2 separate regions of the Mus musculus genome follow, and region 2 is linked to region 1. A link is a contact called in ENCODE POLR2A ChIA-PET data. All regions are on one chromosome and are shown on one strand. Each heading gives the region's core, a stretch centred on a gene start or an enhancer-like site at or near the end of the contact. The rest is flanking DNA. Distances are from core to core; before and after follow the strand shown.

Region 1 (3,405 bases), core at 313-2,812:
GGAAGAGATGAAAAGGGATTGACCTTATCAGGCTGTGATCAGTTGAACTATTCCCACACTACTACAGGATCTCAGAAACTTCCTGCCCCGCCAGTATGCAGTCACTTTCTTCAAAGCAAGGGTTTTGTTACTGTGAACCCCATGTTGTGTCACTGCCAAGAAGGTATAAATTTCAACTTCAGACAGACTTAATGGAACAGAACAGCAGCAGCCATTCTCCAGTGGTATGACTTTCAGTGTCCAGGCAGTCACACAGAGTCCTCTGCCTGATAACTACCATGATGTTACAGGTAAATAAAGCAATGTTTCCACTTTCCATTCATTGTATCTACCACCAAGTCATCCATTCATCCCCCAAAACAGAATAACTTCAAATGTACTAGGTTTTGTTCAAACACACACACACACACACACACACACACACACACACACACACAAAGAAAAACTGTAAAGTAGCTATTTGGGAGAAACAGTATTCTTTGTCTGACCTACAATAATCCAAATGTTACTCTGACCCCAGTCTTTCCATGAACAGAATGTATTAACCTCACAAATGAAACATTTAAGATAAAAAAAAAGTAGCAATATTCCATGGCAAAGGTCATTCATCTCATGTCTCAAGCAGAGGACTATGGGTATTCTACATCCAAGAGCATGCCTGTAATTGTTTCTGTTCTAAGGTTTGTTTGATAGGTCGCTATCAAACTATTGCAATCTTGCCCAGGAACAGAAGGATGAGTTGGAGGTCCTTTTCAGGGGTCATTCCAACAAGGGGACTGGAGATCTAAACATCCTTCTAGTTATTATACAGGCAGAAGAGGCCCAGGAAGAGTGAGACCTCCTTTCAGGTGCTGCAGTAGAACAATAGGTTTCTCTTTGCTAGGAGAGCCCAGAAGCTAAACCGCTGCCGGACTGAAAACTCTGTAAAGTCAAAGCCATTTTAGAACAGTCCTTCCAAACGCTAAACGTTGCACATGCCACCAACATCAAGCCTGGGAAACGTCCCTCTCCCTTTAATTTCCTGAAGGAGGCTGAGGGACCGAATAAGCTCAGAGTCAAACTCCAATCTTGACTCCATTCTAGGGGGATAGCCGAGGGTGACAACCGAAAGGGGCGGGGCAAGCTTCCTAGAACTCTGAAAGTACCCGAGATGCGGAGGCTTGAGCGCTCCAGAGATCGAGATCCGGAAGCCAAGCCAGCCTCTAGGGCCACGAAGAGGGCCGGTTCACTAAGCAGTAAAGACCAATCCTCTAATGCCCTTCAACATGCTGGGAGGGCGAAGCGAGCCGGAACCTGGGCCAGGAGGTGAAGGGAGGGGTCCGGGGACCTAAGACCGATCGCCGGCCACAGATGCGAGAGGTGAGGGTCTCTTTCTAGGCCCCGCCTCCAGGCTCCTCCCTTTCCTCTAAAACCGGACAGCGATCAGGCCAAAAATACCCTGGCCTCTCCTCAGCATTCCTCCCCACCACGCAACCTCGCGATGCCACTCCTCACCCGGCTCCAGATCCAGGTTCGACTTCGTTCCTAACGTCAAGGCTCCCAGGCTCAACTTCCGGTTCCGAGGGGGGGGGGGCTGGCGTGCCGTCCCCGGAAGTTCCGCCCCATGCTCTAGGGCTAGGCCACTCCTTCTGCCACGTCGGCCTTAGGCACGCTTCCGGAAACCCGGATGTTGCGCATGCGTATGTGGTGTATCCCGTCATGGACGCAGTCTGTAAAGTATTGCTGAGTTTCATGCTTTTTTTTTTTTTTTTTTTTTTCTTTCCTTTCCAGATTTTTCCACATTTTCCAGACTTTTTTTATGGCTTTACCAGCTGAGAGGGTATTGAGAAAACTAGGTCAGATTATTTTTAGTAACGCTCCCTTCGTCGTGTGTTGACTTTAAGGACAGCTAGTCTTGTATCCACTTCCTGTTAACCTTTCACCCCGTTGATTTGCGTCCCTACGGTAGAGCTCACCCTGACCTTTGAGCCACACGTGGTAGTGGTAGGGTGGGTTCTAACCCTCGACTTTGGGCCGATTAGTTCAATGTTTGGACAACTTCTGCCCCGGTTTACTTCTTTAATGAAAAGAATTCGTGTCGAACAGTGAATTGGGATGAATTTAGAGACGTTTCCTAAGATTGTTCAGTATAATGTTTATTCAATAAAGATTAGTTACCATTTTATGCCTTGCCCTTTTTTTAATAGAGGTAACTCTACCAGAATATAAAGACCTCCCTGCTCTCTGTTAAAAGAGCTACAATTCTTTCAGTAATCATAAGACTCTTCAGAGAACAATGTTAACTAATAAATGATTATTGCTCTTTTATCCTCTAATCAGTTTTTTGAGACTGGATCTCAATTTATAGGCAGACTATCCTGAAACTGGATATATAACCCATGATCACCGTGAACTCCCACTTTTTATGCTTCCAACCTCTCCGTTGCATGCATTGGAATTCTTTCTGTGCTGTTATGCTTTAAGCACTTCTTTGGGCCAACTTAGGTTCATGAATAGAGTAGGCAAACTGTTTTGTGGGGTTTTTTCCTACGTAATGGTAGTTACACAGTAATGCATGCTTAGAGAAAAATGGGCATTTAAGTTTGCATGTCAGTTACTAACCAGTCAGTTGTTTCTGTCTAGCTTGTTTTAAAATGTCTTATGTATGGGTGTTTTGCCTGAATGTGTATCTGTGCACTTTGTGACTACAGTACCTGCAGAGGCCAGAAGAGGGCACTGGATCCCCTGGAACTGGAGTTAACAAATCTTGTAAGATACATGGATGCTGGAAATCAAACCCAAGTCACCTGGAAAAGCAGCCAGTGTTCTTTGTCACCAGCCCTGTTTCTATCCACTTTTAAAATACTGTCCGTGGATCCTAGTATCAGTATCAGCTGAGACTTGTTAGAAATGTAAATTAATATCTTTCCTATTTATTTGGGATTTTTTTTTTTTTTTCAGAGACAGGTTTTCTCTGTGTAGCCCTGGCTGTCCTGGAACTCACTCTGTAGACCAGGTTGATCTTGAACTCAGAAATTCACCTGCCTCTGCCTCGCAAGTGCTGGGATTAAAGGGTACATTACCACCACCACTTTTATCCACTCTTATGACTCTCTCTCTCTCTCTCTCTCTCTCTCTCTCTCTCTCATAGGAGGTCTCACTGTATAACCCTCCTGAATTCATTGTGTGGATCCAGCCGGTCTCCAATTCACAGAGATCCTTCTGCTTCTGCCCCCAGCGAGCTGCGATTAAAAGCATATGCTACCAAAGCTGACTAGAAATGTGCTCTAATTCACCTACATGTAGTTCAGTTTTGGGGACGGGGCTCAGCAAACAGTACTCCATTACACCAAGCTTGACAAATGACTCCCTCCTGGTTGATTCTCTTGCTGACTAACAGTTGTCAGTTTAAGAATTTGCCAAATG
Region 2 (3,405 bases), core at 418-2,917, 67 kb after region 1:
TTAGAGTTACAATACCTCTCTGCTTTTGCCTCTTGGATACTGGGATAGTGGCACCTGCAATAACACCTGGCCTATTTTTGATTTTCTAAATTGTGTGTGTGTGTGTGTGTGTGTGTGTGTGTGTGTGTATACATACACACACACACACACACATATACATATATATGATATTAACTAAAGGGAGGCTTGAGATATTTGAATTCTAGCACTTCGGCCAGGTGTGGTTACACATACCTATACTGTGAGCACTTTGGCAAGAAGGAGGATTGCTGGAGGTTTGAGGTCATCCTGGTCTGTGTTGTAAGTTCCAGGCCAGCCCGGGCTCTATAGTAAGACCCCATCTCAATAGAAATGTGGGCTATTGAGATGACTCAGAGGGTAAAGGCATTTGCTGTCCAACCTAATGCCCTGGGTTTGCTACCAGGAGCTTACATGGTGGAAGGAGAGAACTGACCCCTGAAAGCTGTGCTGGATGTAGCTGACTCACACCTTTAAGCCTCGCACTCTGAGTTTGAGGCCAGCCAGGTCTACATAGAGTTCCAGGACAGTATGGTGAGACCCTGTCTCTCAGCTGCTTCCTTCCAGGAATGCTGCTTGATTTGATACTACTTTGTCTCACAGACAGACATTTTGGTGAGTTGAAGCCAAAAGTTGGTCAGTGGATGATGGCCTCTCATTCCAGGCCCCTCGAGATAATTTCAAGATTTAAGTGATTTATAACTCAAATTATTTCTCTGATTCTCTGGCAAAATATTGACTAAACAAATCAGTCAAACAAGGCAAAAGATAAGCCATAAAAGCTTGTCTTTTGGACTAGATATTGAGGACATGTGGTCTAATGACCACGAGGGATTCTCTGGGATGGAGCCTCATTTTCCTAGAATGGAATCCAAACTGCTGATGTGCCCCCCACCTGTAACCAGGATTTCATAACTGTGCTTGGAAGGCAGCTTTAGAAAAGTACTTTAATAACAACACCCAGAGGACAGACTTCCTTGCTTGGTGTTTGCTATCTTACTGATTTTTGTTGTTTTTGTTCTTTCTTAGCTTCATTCTAGAAAGTTTGTGTTTGGTTTTTATTTTAGACTAGTTCAGCTTTCATCTTCAAAGTTAAGAGTTTTCCATGAAAGTGAAGCTGCCCACATTTCTTTTTTTTCTTTCGTTTGGCATTTCCCTTTTTTTGTTTCTGATAGTCTCTCTCTCTCTCTCTCTCTCTCTCTCTCTCTCTCTCTCTCTCTCTCTCTCTCAGCATTGTTTGTCAAGGTTTCAAGTTTATGCTGAGAGGTGAGGCAACATTGTTCTTGGCAGAACAGTGCAAAGCCAGTAGAGTCATTAAATGACGTAAGCTTTTGATTTTTTTTTTCTTTCTGTTAAAGCTCTCTGGCACAGCTGGCTATTCTCATCTCAGAAGAAAGGAGAAGAGACTTTCTGAAGATCTGGTAGAGAAGATAGAAGAAATTTGGAATACAACCAAAAGGTACAGCAAGGAACATCAACAGCAGCCCTACCGAGAACGCAGACAAACTTCTCGGCTTGTGGTGTCTCCTCAGTTGTTCAGAGCTTGAGTTTTGCTCGAGGATGATGAGACAAGGCACTAAGAGGGCAAGGAGGAGTGTGCTAGGTTCCTGCCACTTCCTCCGGGCTTCAGTCCACAAGAAGCATTGTAAGAAGGGCTGAAGAACAAGCTGTGCTTGGTCCTGAATACTGTTGACTTGAGGATTCCATCTGTTTCACCAGGCGTGTAGGGAGGCCGTTTTAGCAACATAGCTTCCTTAGCAGTACTTAAAGACTTTTCTCTGCATTGGTCATGTGCCAAGTTACATTTTGAACATTGGGGCAGGTGAAGGAAGGACAGCTTTGGCACCTGGATCTAAGGAGACACCTGAATTCCCCGAGCTTACAGATGTGATGTTTGGGAAGATCTAAACTCAGCCTTTAATTGGAACAATTTTCTGGATTTTTTTTTTTTTTAAAGACTTCAAAAGGCACAGTTCCTTGCCTATCAAAAAGACATAAAGCCCCCCTTTCCCCCTTTGGGCTAATGTGAACAATAATGTCTTGGAAAAGAAATTACTTTTCTGGAAGCCGAGGTAGTGTTCAAGGGATGTTCGCACCTCGGAGCTCAATGTCCATTGCCCCCAGCAAAGGCCTCAGCAATGAGCCAGGGCAAAACAGCTGCTTCCTCAACAGTGCCCTGCAGGTAAGCCCACCTCCTTCTTTGTGTTGGTAGTGTTGTTTGCAGATTTTCAGATGTGATACTTGATGGCTCCCAAGATCATATATTGTGTTTATCTGGGTGATTTTAGGCAAAGCTTTTTATCTTTTCAAATGTCAGTTACCTAATTTGTAGAATTGGACATTAATAATGATAAAAAGCATTGTTAATCTGTTTCAGAATTCTTAGACTATGTCTTGAGAGTAGTATCTCTCTCTCTCTCTCTCTTCATGCCTATGGTCTGGGGTGTGTGGGTGCACATGTGAATGTCATCTTGCTTTGGCGATCTTCCACCTCTGCCTACCCAACACTGAGATCATAGGCAGGGTTGCCATGCCCACCCAACATTTACTGGGTACCGGGATCTGAACGCTGGTCCTCTTGCTTATGCAGCAAGTGATTGGCTAACTGAGATATCTCTCAGCTCCAAGGATAGTGTTGTTTTCAGGTTGTAGAAACTCTAGGTGTGCTGTGGCCTAATTTTCCAGAGCAGTTTTATTATTGTTTTCTTCAAAAAAGATTATTTTTATTAAACTGTGTATAGGCATGTGTGTCTGCATGTGTTCATGGAGACCAGGGGTCTCCTGAATTATATAGAAGTTGTAAGCTGTCACGTGGGTGCTGGGAATTGAATCTGGGTCCTCCAGAAGAGTGGCAAATGCTTTTAAGTACTGCCATCTTTCCAGACACACCCCCACCCCCTTATAAAGGTAGCATCTCACTGTATATCCCTGTTGGTCTAGAACTATATGTAGACCAGACTGGCCTTGAACTCACAGAGATCTAACTGCCTTTGCCTTCCAAATTCTGGGATGAAAGCTGTCTGCTCCTATAACTGACTCTTTGTTCTTTTACCTTTTTTTGGTTTGTCTTTATACGTATAATATATATTATATATAATATGTATATATTATATATTTTGTTTTTAATTTATGTTCATTGGTGTTTTGCCTGCTTTGTGTCTGTGTGAGAGTATCAGATCCCCTGGAACTGGAGATACAGATTTGAGCTGCCAGGTGGGTGCTGGGAATTGAATCTGGGTCCTCTGGAAGAGTAGCCAGTGCTCTTGAACTGCAGAGCTATATCTTTAGCCCCTCCTTTTTGGTTTTTCGACACAGGGTTTTTCTGTGTAGCCCTGGCTGTCCTGAAACTCTCTGTGTAGATCAGACTGGCCTCAGTGGCTACTGAGT

Evidence for each region. ChIA-PET counts read pairs that join two places held with the same protein, here RNA polymerase II (POLR2A).
Region 2: POLR2A ChIA-PET joins it to region 1 with 16 read pairs in Patski. The contact joins the enhancer-like site here to the promoter of Sec24c in region 1. POLR2A ChIA-PET finds 5 or more read pairs at or near these places in 2 of 5 experiments (Patski and embryonic stem cell).

Annotation. Positions count from the first base shown.
Region 1 is chr14:20,672,478-20,675,882 of GRCm38, reverse strand. It overlaps Sec24c (Sec24 related gene family, member C (S. cerevisiae)), which reads right to left and starts at 1,562. Exons shown (of 23, transcript NM_172596.2): 1 at 1,495-1,562.
Region 2 is chr14:20,605,877-20,609,281 of GRCm38, reverse strand. Usp54 (ubiquitin specific peptidase 54) reads left to right here. Exons shown (of 21, transcript NM_030180.2): 2 at 1,377-2,200. The coding sequence starts at 2,054. Among named protein-coding and RNA genes, the nearest start is that of Usp54, 11 kb to the left of the region's middle. Within about 2 kb of position 1,667, at least 1 of the 3 ENCODE cell types and tissues checked has a DNase peak (open chromatin) inside an H3K27ac peak, as active enhancers do.